Linked DNA regions of Mus musculus: region 1 is linked to region 2. A link is a contact called in ENCODE Hi-C or POLR2A ChIA-PET data. All regions are on one chromosome and are shown on one strand. The core of a region is the stretch at or near the end of the contact, and the rest is flanking DNA. Distances in the headings are between cores, read along the strand shown.

The links. A loop is a pair of places that touch in the nucleus more often than their neighbours do. ChIA-PET counts read pairs that join two places held with the same protein, here RNA polymerase II (POLR2A).
Region 1: a loop to region 2 is called in a map of T-helper 2 cell, with 2.4 times the contacts of the local background. The contact joins the promoter of Rbl1 here to the promoter of Ndrg3 in region 2. A Hi-C loop is called at or near these places in 1 of 37 maps with a recorded cell type or tissue (T-helper 2 cell). POLR2A ChIA-PET finds 5 or more read pairs at or near these places in 2 of 5 experiments (both embryonic stem cell).

What each region holds. Positions count from the first base shown.
Region 1 is chr2:157,201,266-157,208,130 of GRCm38, reverse strand. It overlaps Rbl1 (RB transcriptional corepressor like 1), which reads left to right and starts at 3,597. Exons shown (of 22, transcript NM_011249.2): 1 at 3,597-3,831. The coding sequence starts at 3,676.
Region 2 is chr2:156,987,971-156,994,146 of GRCm38, reverse strand. It overlaps Ndrg3 (N-myc downstream regulated gene 3), which reads left to right and starts at 2,036. Exons shown (of 16, transcript NM_013865.2): 1 at 2,036-2,148. It also overlaps the pseudogene Gm14276.

The sequences.
Region 1 (6,865 bases), core at 2,348-4,847, 210 kb before region 2:
AAACTATGACCTTATTCCCTTGATTCCTAGACAACAACTTCATTTCTTTTTTTTTTTTTTTGAAACATTGCAAATGAATTCAGATATCTGCTTGCCTTTGTAAGCACCGACAATAAGCTAGCTAGGTGGGAACCTGGCCTGAGATTACCATACCTACCATGCCTAGACCTATATTCGCTTGTCCCAAGCTGATGTTAAACTCAGGAATCTGCCTGCTTTGTATCTTCCTGACAAGCTGGCTCATTAGTGCCACTGCCTTTGTTCTTTTAGGTCTGTCAAGCCCCTCATACAATTCATATTGCATCCTTATATTTTGCATAGTTGAGAAATTATATACTTTTGAACTCATGTTTTCAGAATTCTTTCCCACAGCCTTAAGGGCTGTCCTAAAGGTCACAGCATTTACTATTTTTGCCTCAAAACTCCTGTTTCTAATTATCATGGAGGCATTAATATTAGCAGAAAGAATATTTCCTGAAGGAGACCATGAAGCAAAATATATACATTATACAAATAAGCCTCATGCCCCATAACTGTCAATACTCATGGAGGCCCAGGTCCTACTGGTTCTGCTCCAGATGTGGGAAACCATGTCATACCCTCCCTTCTAAGGCCATGCAGGACTTGGCATTCATGCAACCATATATGCTTTTAGTACTACTGAGCCTCTACTATTTTATCAAATTCATAGACTGGCCACTTCATTCCCAAAGTTAGTATACTGTACATTTTTGGTCCCTCCTATACTGTAAAGATAATGAAGTTATATAAAAACTGGTATTTATTTGTGAACCTTTTTTTCAGTCCTTGATTTGATTTCATGAATTGTTCCATTCTCAGGGTAGAAACAAACCTATAGGGAAAGATATTCATCTTTAAATTTCCGTACTTAAAATGTGAGAAAACAAGCCAGGCTTGGTGTCTTATGCCTATATTCCAGCAGTTGTGACGTCGAGAACTGTCACTAGTGCAAGATCACCCTGACCTGTTTAGCAAACGCTATGTAAGGCACTGGTATACAGCAAGATTCTCACAGAAACAGAAATGAAGTCTCTTTTTGAAATCCAAAAATGTAAGGGGATTGATTAGAGAGGCTAACCTGGGGATATAGTTTATATTACAAGTGACCAGAAAAAGCGGAATGACCATTTTTTTTTTCATATTTCGTGTGGAATCCCCTTCCCTTAAGGTAAAATTTTATTTTTTTGAGTAATTCCACCAATAGATGGTATCAAGCACAACAATGCCTAGTTTATTTATATTTGTTGGTTAAAATTCATAGAATGAAGTACATACACGCTTAGAGACAGAGGACTGCCATTTACTGAACTACCTCAGATGTTAGGAATGTTTTAATATTAAATTTTCTTACAGAAAAAGTAATGATGGGATAATCTTGAGATAATGTACAGTAGACTATTCCAGTATTATGTTTAGAAGAACAGAATGGGGAAACCCAACCTTATTTCCCATTCACATGTTTTTGTTTTTAAAAGCTTATCTGGTTATGTATTTTAGCTTATGTATATCAGTGTTTTGCAGCATGTATGTGTGTACTCTATGTTTGTGGCTGGTAACTGCTGAGACTTGAAGAAGGTATCTGATCTTCTGGAACTGATGTTATGAATGGCTGCCAGCTGCCCTGTCAGTGGTGGGAACTGAACCCACATCACCTTGAAGAGCAGCAAGCGCTTGTTTATTATCTGCTAAGCCATCTCTTCAGCTCCCATCATTTCCAATGTCACTGGAACCTCTCACCACTCCTAACTCAGTCGCTCAGAAATACCTAGTACATTTGGTCCTGTCTGCTTTCTCTTCACCTTCCAGGCCTCTCCATTCTGTTTCATGAGTGAGCAGGTCTGGCTTATCATTGAGCTAAGGCTGTAAGAAAAAGATTCTTCAGACACACTTGGATTTCTACCACAGTAGGCTCTGTAAATAAAGACAAAAAATAAATAAATAGATTTCTACAAAAGATCCTCCAAACTCCGTAGGGAGATTTTTCAGCTAGTGCACGCAGGGAGCTCCAAGGATGCAGCTTTTGCAATTGTCACCCCGGACAGAATGCGCTTTTTGATGATGCAATGCCTTTGAGTCACCCCTGCTACTCCTCTATGTAACCCCAGTAAACTAATTCACCGTCTCACTAAAGCTAGATGAGGCTGGAGCTATTTCTTTGGTCTGTTGTCATTTGCCTATTAGGGATTTAGAGAGCTTTCCATCTCCCTATATCAGGACTCTTCCTTGAGCAGTACACCTTTGTATTTTAATTCAACGATTCCTTCCGATACGTCATGTAAGACAACACTCTACTACCTCCAAACTTGGTAGTCTCCACGAGGCCATACCCGCAGCAGTGGATTTTGTCCAAAACAAATTAATCATCATTAACATGTTAAAATCTCTGCTTTGAGTATACCATGAGGCTTTAGTGGGGCATAGGAACTCCTTCATAACTTGCCTTGACGTCCCTGTTTTCTTCTCTAGTGACTCCTTCATCCAAACAAGGACTACTCTGTAATTTTCAAACACACTGCCCCAAGTCCTTAGTGTAGAAGAGAAATAATCCAAATCAGGGAATACAGTGAAGGCAAACGATTCTATCCTACCATCCAACTCTCTTGGAAGAGCTGATCAATAAGTATGACAATTTCAGATAAGGTACAATGGAGACGATGAAATAGAAGTTAGGTGTCAGCTTATAGATGTACTGCTCAGTAATGGCCTGAGAAGGTTAAAATTAGACTTAAATGATGAAGAGCAAGGTATGCAAAGATATGCACAATAGCATTTTCACACACGGAGAAAAGCCTCCTGCGACTGAGAACTAGCTTGATATTCCCAAGGTTACGAGTTACCTGGTGCATCTGAATGCTATTATTTTTCTGTATTTTAAAGACAAAAAATGATCTCGTGCAGGATTCTGAGTGAAAACGATCAGGTTCTAGTTTAGGTTTTAAAAACACCTTTCAGGTAAGCGCGAGGACCATCTCTATTCCTGAAACGACTATTTACTGGGACAGTTTCCAGAATCCTGGGAGTGAGGCTGAGACCCGTCACCCCAAACCCTTGTCCCTGCATCCCTTTCTGGCGAGATTTGGGAGTCTCTGACGTGGCGCTTCTACGTGAAGAAGCCACTTTCGGCAGCTCCCGCCTCCACCTCCATCGAGGGTCAAAGCTCAGTGAGAGCGGGCTGGAGGCGCGCCGGGGAGCTGACAAACCTAGGGTCCACAGGACAGTGTCATGGAGAAGGCTTCCCACTAGCGTGAACGGACTCGCAGTCCCAAGTCACCCACACCAGGGAACCCGCGGTGGAGAGCGCGGGGCGCGAGCTACAGTCCCGGCAGCCTCAGCACCGGCTCGGATCCTTCCGCCCCGCTCTCTCACGTCCGTCCCCGCGGCCCGGAGCCCCGCAGCTGCCCACCCAGGGCCCGAGCTAGATCTCCGTTAGAGTCCGAGGTCCATCTTCTTATCCCATTCCGGGAGACGGGCTGCTGCGGGCTCCAGAGGAGAAAGGGACTTTTTGAGAAGAAAAGCGGAGGCAGACGATGAAGGGAAGGCGAGCTCAAGAAGGCGATTTTCGCGCGCTTTGTCGCGGGGGGTTGTGGGTAGCTCGCCGGGAGGGAAAAGAAAACCCCGAAGCCGGTCGCGCCGCCCGTCGGGCCGGAGGGGGATATGTTCGAGGACGAGCCCCACGCCGAGGGGGCGGCGGCGGTCGCCGCGGCCAGGGAGGCGCTGCAGGCCCTGTGCCAGGAACTGAACCTGGACGAGGGAAGCGCGGCCGAAGCCCTGGATGACTTCACGGCCATCCGCGGCAACTACAGCCTAGAGGTGAGCGGCGGCAGGTGGGCGGCGGCCCCGACCCTCGCCAGGCCCCACCCCCGGCCCGCCCCCGCCCCAAGCCTATCGGGCGGTGGGAGTTCCCCACCTACGAGGGTCTCCGAGGAGTGCGGGGAGGGAAGGGTGGGTGTAGCTCGGCCAACCCACCCATTTGGATTGAGGCGGGAAACCGAAGATCGGAAAGTGAGCCGCCGGTTCTGCGGGGGTTCCCTAGGCTCCCAACTTTCAAACTTGATTTCTGCGCGCCGCCCAGTGCCCCAAACGGCGCGGTGCTGCCGTTAAATCGATCAGACCTGATCCCGCGGTAAAATGAATTACTCATCGCTGCTCAGCCCTTTGATTATGTCTTCCCCAACTCGTTTGAAACACCACTGGATCCCCATTCCACAGAGGGAGAAAGTGGGGTCGGTAAGAAGTTAATTTAGCGCCCAAGGTGACGCAGTTTGCCATGCAACCTGGTACAGCAGTTTGAGCCCTTTAACTCCTCCATTCTTCCACCTAATCGAGTGTAGCAGTTAGTTCGTTTATACCATGCACTGTAGTTAGATAGATCAAAGTCAGCACACACAAAGCTCTTCTCAGCCCCACGTTCCTCTCTGCCAGGCCGTTGCTCTAACGATTGATGTGGTATCTGGCTCTGAATAAAATAAATGGTGCTTGTTATCATTATTAGGTATTCCCAGTAACACACACACATATGTTAATGATATATATGTGTGTGTGTGTGTGTGTATACATATATATATATATACCCAGGGGGTATCGAGACAGACTATTTCAGCATCTAACTGAGATGTACAAAAGCTTTCATTATACACATGGGCAGGATTCACATATAGGATTCCTCTGACTCAGACTGCCAGCGAAATAATTGCTGGTCAGGGAGTAGGAAATAGGGAGCAACTGTTGTACACATGTCTATACTCCTATGAGAGAAAAGTACCTGAGACTACACACACACACACACACACACACACACACACACATATATAAAATTTGTCTTTACAGCAGGACAGTGACTACTATACCTGTTTTCTTGGTGGTGTTACAGCTCAACATCCTTTTTTTTTTTTTTAGAGAATTAGAGTCACTCTAATATAGAAACCCAGATTGGTCATAAGCTTAGTGTAGAAGTAGACTTGTATTGGCATGTGTGTGGAATTCATGTCCATGCATTCAGCAGATCAAGAGTCTTTGGGGAAAATTACATTTGTCCTGAGCATGAACAGACTTGTCATTCCACAAACAATGTAATGTTATTTATATAGCATTTACATCAAGTAATCTAGAGATGATCATAGGTTATGTGCAAATGCATTGCCATTTTAAATCAGGGACTTAAACATCCTTGGATTTTGCTATCTTCTGGAGTACAGGAGCCATCCCCCAGGGGGTATGGAGACAGACTATTTCAGCATCTAACTGAGATGTACAAAAGCTTTCATTATACACATGGGCAGGATTCACATATAGGATTCCTCTGACTCAGACTGCCAGCGAAATAATTGCTGGTCAGGGAGTAGGAAATAGGGAGCAACTGTTGTACACGTGTCTATACTCCTATGAGAGAAAAGTACCTGAGACTAACTCACATGTTTTCAGCAAAAGGCAGAATAGACTTAATGAAAGATAGTGATCTACAAAAGAAGGTTCATAACCGGAAAACGGGGAGAATCTGAAAGTATGAGAGAGCTGGAGAGCTGGCCTGGCAGAGAACGTGCTTGCCGAGCCCCTGGATCCCCAGCAGCCACATACAAGGCAGGTGCAGTGGCAGTGTGGGCTGTAACCCAGGGGGGTTACAGGTAATGAGACATGGAAGGGTGAAGACAGGCAAACCCCAGGAGTGCTCTGGCCTGCTCCGGATTCAGTTAGAGACTGTCCTAACAGGCTGAGAATGATAGATGAAGTCACACAACATCTAACTCTGGCCGTCACTCATGCATACATGAATGGGTGAGTGCATGAACATACATGCGCACACACATATGCTATTCAAAGGAAATTTTAATGACATCTCAGTTGAAAAAAATATAAAAAATATATTTTTATATGTATATAATATATACTATATACATGTAATATATACAATACATATATATTATATGTATATATTTTGTTTTGTTTTGTTTTGTTTTTTGACTCCCTGGAAAAGCATTCAGAAACCCCAGGTCTTATTTGATCTCCTCAGATAAGCATGGTTGAATACAATGTGTATCCAAGTCACTGCAACTAGCTGCTTGTTTCAAATTCTTAAGCAAGTTAAACTCAGCCCAGGTTGTGTGCTTTTTTTGCAGGTCACTCTGCCTGGACTATTCACCTGTGACTCCAGAGAATGCTGACGATCTAAATTCTAAATCCATAGTTAGGCAGAGCTGATTGACACTTAATTGTTTGCTTTTAGAAAGCACTCCTTTATGAATTGAGTTTGGAGGATTCTGTCCTGTATTTTGTTTCTTCTTGTTCTTTTTTTCTTCTAGTTGTTGGTGAAAGGCACTTGGAGCAAAGGCAACTTCCTCCCTCTGCTGCCCACTAAGAATCCCTGCCACAGACTCCACCCCCCTCTAACTCCCCACAGGAGCCCTGCTGACCAGCTTCTTCCACCCACTCTCCTCACTCACACTTTCTGGTAGCTTGCTGCTTAGTAGTTTTAGATCTTCTTTTGTGAAGTCTTTACTGAATTCTAGTCAAAGTCAGCTATTACACTGTATTTCCCACACTTTCTCTTTCGTTTTTATAACCTGTTTTTGTTATGTTTTGTTTTTACCAGTTACAGGAAGCAGTTTCTGTTTCTTTTCTTAGCTTTAGATCTGGAGGTTTAGAACTGTCTTTGATTTTTGTTGTTTAGTTGTTTTAAGCACTCTACCATTGAGGTATATTTCTAACCTTGTCACAAAAATGTTTTAACTAAAATTTTAATTTCTAATGGGGACCCATGCGTTGGTGCGTGTGTGGCGGTTAGAGAACAACCCCTGTGGAGTCAGTTCTCTCCTCCATGTTTGCATGGGTCCCAGGGATCACAGTGAGG
Region 2 (6,176 bases), core at 787-3,286:
AGTGGATTAAGTTGGTTAAATAAATAATTATGCCTCCATGTCATTATTTGGAAATTGGGGTGGTCATAGAAAAGCCCAGACAGTTAACACCTAGTTATCAAAGATAGAATGATACTGTCCAGAGTAGAACGAAGAAGGAAACCAGACAGCTTCCAAGAAAGCCTGTATTTGAGAATCAAAGATGTTATTACTGACTGTTGTTTCAAGAGCAGATAGACTTTGGAACATGTCTTCATCTCACTTTGCTCAGTCATCCTCAAAGGTGACTGTGCCTTCCTCCATTTTCTTACATCCGATCACATTTGTTTATAAGTGTTCAAACTTGAAGATGGAAAATGTGTTTGATGTCTTCAACTTAAAAATGACTAGAACGTTTAAAAAACAAAGCATGAAAACTTGGACCTCAGCACTAAAGAAGTAGAAGCTAGAGTCAGGAGTTGCAGGCTCTGGGCTACACAGCAGCTGCTAGGCCAGTGGTTTGTGTTGGCCTGTCTCAGTGGTACTGAGCTCCAAGCATGGTTTATGCTTATTCACAGCTTTATGAGAGAGGCTTTGTTTTTTGTGTCATTTATAGAACATTGGCAATGTTTCCTAATTTAGCCAGTAATATGTACTGAGGGTAAACTTGCAGTTCAGTGCTTTGTTAACAGTTAAATATAAATCATGTGGGGGCTGGTGAGATGGCTCAGTGGGTAAGAGCACCCGACTGCTCTTCCGAAGGTCCAGAGTTCAAATCCCAGCAACCACATGGTGGCTCACAACCATCTGTAACGAGATCTGACGCCCTCTTCTGGTGTGTCTGAAGACAGCTACAGTGTACTTACATGTAATAAATAAATCTTAAAAAAAAAAAAATATAAATCATGTAATAAAATGCCTTCAATACTAGTTTTGCCTTCATTCAGATTGGCTTGGGCCTGGCCTGGGTTTGTTTAATTTTACCCTTCTAGGTAGACAGTTCACTGAAGGAAGATGGCAGAAACTGATAATAGGCCAACCTACCTAATGCTACAACCCTTTAATAACATAAGTTGCTCATGTTGAGGTGAGCCCCAGACACACAATTATCTGTTGTTCCTTTATAACTAATTTGCTAGTGTTATGAATCAAATATAAATATCTGATATGTAAGCCCTGTGAAAGAGTCAGCTCCCAAAGGTATGGTGACCCTTGTGCCATAGAGGAGTGCTGTTTCCCAGCTTCTCTCATGGCTTGTTCAGCTTGCTTTGTTATCCCCTCCAGGGCCACCTACCCATAGTAGGCTGGGTGCTCCCATTATCAGTCATTACTAAGAAAATACACTACACAGTCCAATTTACTAGGGGCCTTTTCTCAACTGAGATTCTCTTCCCAAATTACTTTATTTCAAATTGACATAAAAGTTGCCAGCACATGCAGGCAACGTTTTGATTCTAGTCTGGAGAGATGACTTAGTGTTTAGATGTGCACTGTTCGTAGAGAGGACTGGAATTCATGTCTGTAATCTCCCATTTCAACATTCTGCAGCTGTCTTTAGTAGGAATCTGCTACATTTATATGAACATCACTGCCCTGCACAGATGCTCGTATATGCACAATTAACAATGAAAATCTTTAATTGTTGAGTCAATAATATGTTCAGTCGTTTTTTGTTTGTTTTGTGTGAAGTAACCAACTCTCTTGTTCTACTCAAGAAGGAAATAATATGGCTGCCATTTGTAAAAGATGGAAGAGGACTAGGAATTTGATTCCTGGAAATCGAATCCCTGAGGCTCAGGAGTGCCAGATGATCTTGAGTGTAGCTTTAAACCTTGTTAAAACAAGTATGTCATGGCCCATAAGAGCTTACTAATAATTCAACCATGAGGGAGAGGTAGGTGTGCAGAGAAAACATTTCACATCCCCTCCTGGCAGTTCTGAGCAACAGCCTCCGGGACACCGCAAGAAGAAAAACTACAGCCAAGATGGCGCTGCTAGAGACTCTGTAGGCCTGACCACCATTTTGTCTGTAGTTCCTAGCGTAAGCAGGCGCGTTGCGCATGCGTAAACCCCCGGCATCCTCAGCGCGCCTGCGCTGCGCAGCGCCCCCCCTCCTTGCTGCTGCTGCTGCTGCTGCTGCTGCTGCTGCCGCTGCTGCTGTAGATTGACGGCCCCGCGCTAGCGCTTCAGGTGAGTGAGCGCCTCTACCACAGCGGGCGGAGGGCGCGCCGCGCGGTACGCCCGCCCGGGTGTCGCTCCTCTGTGCGCTGCGGACCGATGGCCACGCGACCAGCCCCGGGTCCTCGCGGTCGGCCTTCTCTGAGCCCCCCGAGCCTATCGCGTTCAGCCCGGCCTCCCGCGCCCCTGCCGGTACCTAGTCGGCGGAGGGCAGCGTGTGACCTGTTGGGGTCCGGCGTCGCTACAGAGGTCTGCACCCTCCGTCGCTGGAACCCCCTGAGGCTGTCACCCGTTCTCCGCCTCTCACGGCGGAGCACGGAGCTCCTAGAGCTGAGCATCCACCTACCCCGTTGCCCCTCACAGCCCAGAGAGTTTTGACAGGGGCCTGGACTCGCCTTCTGTGGGTTTCTTCCCAAAGCCACAGAGGCACTCTTCTCTCCTGGGACCACAGGACCACGGTTTGTCTAAAGCCCACTTTGTAGCCAAAGAAACTGAGGCACGGAGAGGTGAAATGTCGCGTCCAAGGTCATGCAACTGACAAGTGACACGGCCAGCTCTCTTAACTCAGAGGCGGTGGGGCTTTCACAGCCAGAGCTGGTGGGGTTTGACCTTGTATCTTTAAATTTGGGGCGGTGGGGAATACACTTGTCATTTATCTAGAGTTGCTTTTAAAGGTCGTAAAAGTGGGCTACGAATAGAATTATCTTCTGGTCAGTACGGTGGAAATGCTGTTGTGATAACAATCGCGATGTTAACGTGAACTGGCTCCCTCCCAAATACTCGCTTTGTGCCAGGGATCTTGCTAAAGGTTTTATTAAGATCGGTTCACCTTTGTACCTCGCTGCTTCCCTATCCAGTGCTTTCTCCCTTCTTTTTCTCGAAGCCGTTTTTTCCCCCTGCAGAGCTCTCCTGCATGTCACAGGTAGACTTGGAGCCTCATGGCTTAAGCTGAGAGGCTCTCCCCTGTGGCTCCCTGGTAGAACACAGTAAGCCTCTCCTGCGTCAACCCCACTCCCCTCCCCCAGGGTGTCCCCCCCCCAGCCCCCCAAGGTATAATTAGCATTTCTTTTCTAGCTGTCAGGACTAGGCTGGCTGGGCTGGCTGGACTTGTGGAGGTGACAGAGCAGATTTAGCCAGTATCACCTCTTTTTGGGACTTTCTGGCTCTGCTCCAAAGCTGGTCTTGAGCATTTTCAGGCTTTAAGATAAAACGAGAAAGCGTTGACACGGTGGTGAAGAATCTAAGACACCTCCTTTGATTTGAGTTCCAAATGAACAGCTATAAAAATGTGTTGATTTTTTTTTTTTTTTTGCCCCCAAAATAACTAGCACAAACTGCCTTTTCCTCCCTTAGCAAATCCTCCTCCACACTTCAAAGGCTCCACAAAATTTTCATCTTCCCTGCTTAATTTTCCTAACTAGAATTAAATAATACATAGCAGGCTGCAGGCCCGGGTCTTATCCTCAGTAAGATCCCCCCCAACCCCACCCCCATCCCCGGCCAGGTCAGGCGCAGTCTTTGCACCCCCAAATGCCTGGGTCCTGGTTGGCCAAAAAAAAAAAAAAAAAAAAAAAAACTGAGTTCCAGCTGTTCCTTGCCGTTACTCAAAGGGTAATTAATGTTCTATTGCTATTCTGTTGGTCCTCTTGCCCTCCAGTTTCTCTTTGCTGTCCCTCCCTTTATATTTCTCTTCAGATTATCCTGTATCAGCCTTAGTCCACCCTTTTGTTTTTGAAAGTTTGCAGATGATGGTCTTGCATCTAGAAGTCTCCCCGATAGTGGAGCAGGTATATGCTTCTTTAGCCTACATGGGAGTTTTTATTTTTATGTGGCAGTAGGAGTGCCTGAGGCTTATGACATTTTAGTCTGCACTTGAAATTCATGTGAGATTCAGTTTCTCATTCTTTTACTTTGTGTGGCTTATTAGCCCAGGTGACAGCTGAGTGATCATAGTTTTTATTGTCTATCAATATGTAGTATTTGTAACATGCACGTATTAGGACTCTTTTAGAGGTCAGAGGACAATTTTGAAACAGTCAGTTCTTTTACTATGAGGATCCTAAATTGAGATCATTAGGATTGGGGGAAAGTGCCTTTACCAGCTGAGCCATTATGCCAGCTCTATATTATTATTATTATTATTATTATTATTAGCAGAGCCTTGCTTTATAGGCCAGTCTATCCTCAAACTCATGATCTTTTGACCTCAACCTCCAGGATACTAGGATTTCATGTACCACCACATCTGACTTAATAAAGTTTCTTAAAATTTTTTTTTATTTAATTATTGGTGGGACCACAGATGCTATGCTGTGCATGTGGAAATCAGAGTACAATTTTGTGGAGTCAGTTCTAACCATTCACCTTTCTATGGGTTTTGGAGACTGAATTCAGGGTTCCAGGCAAGCATCTTTCCCCACTGAAAGGCCCTAATAAAGCTTCTTTTAAAAAAATTATTATTTATTTTATGTATGTGAGTACACTGTCACTCTCTTCAGACACACCAGAAGAGGGCTTCGGATCCCTATTATAAATGGTTGTGAGCCACCATGCGGTTGCTGGGAATTGAACTCAGGACCTCTGGAAGAGCAGTCAGTGCTCTTAACTGCTGAGCCATCTCTCCAGCCCCCTTTAATAAAGCTTCTTAAAGAGTTATTTTGAATGTTTTCCTGATATTACAGTGAACTATTATTGTGTATAAGGCATGGTAATGAGTATTGTGGAAAGTTCAGAATCGAATAAAACAGGGTTCCTTTTCAAGCAGTTTCCTAGCTAACTAGTGAGCATTGTTTAACTGTACATATCTGAAAACTGCCACATTAGATTATAAGCAAAGCAAAGTGATAGTATAAGGAATGATTCCAATGTGGGATTTTTTTTTTTCTCCTTTTTTTAGACAGAGTCTCTGTGTCCTGGGCTGGCCTGAAAATCCTGATCTTCCTTCCTCTCTCTCTAAGTGCTGGGTTTATAGGCCTGTGCCTCCACAACCAGTCTGGAAAACACCATAACATTATATTAAATCTGAAAGCAAACAGTGGTCTAATCTCCTCACTTTGGTAGATAGCTTCCTGAGAACTAAACTTGTCTAAGATCATAGAACTAGGGTTTCAGCTTGGCATTCCAGACTTTTTATTCTTTGAGAATTTGCCTGGGCTAAGCGAGGAGCTCAGTGGTAAAGAAGTTGACAGTGTGTGTGAGAGGCCTTGAAGATTATTGCCAGAAACTAACTCCTTCCTTCCTAACTTCCTTCCTTCCTTCCTTCCTTCCTTCCTTCCTTCCTTCCTTCCTTCCTCCCTCCCTCCCTCCCTCCCTCCCTCCCTCCCTCCCTTCCTTCCTTCCTTCCTTCATTCCTTCCTTCCTTAAGTTACCAATGTTTCTTCTGTGTGTGAAGATATAAACCAGCAACTCTTAAAATACCAGGTATGTGTTTAGATCAAGGAGTAGAGGAGATACTAAGGAGCATCTGATCTATTAGGGAGAGGATAACTTTTCTTGACCACTGAAGATGGTGTGTAGATACTGTCAGGGTAGATGGTCGAGGGATTGTGTGTGGCATGGGAGTTAGGAAGAGGTCAGGAGGAGGAGTATGCACAACAGCAGTGAGACCACTTTGGGGAAGATTTAGGTTTTTTAGAGCTTGACAGATTGTTAGTGACAGAATTGAAAGGGCAATGGAAGCATTTTGAAGTTTGGGTAATGAAACTGAGACGATGTAACAGTGTCTGCCCTGGCTAGAGGGGGGAAGAACAGAAGGAAAAAACCTGGTGCAATTTCTATCAAAAACAATATAATAGTTCTTAACCTTTACTGTACATCAGCCAACTAGACAGCTTCTTATTGGCACATTGCTTGGCTTCTCTCCAGAGTTTCTGATTCAGTAGAGGTCTTAAGAGGGGCCTGAGAACTGACAGATCTAATCCACTACCAGATTGTGGGGGCTCTCCTAGTCTGAATGCAACACTTTGAGAGCCACTAGACAAGAATGTTGAAAAGCTAGTCAGGAAATGTCAATGAATTTGTTCCAGAGAGGTTGGGAAGGA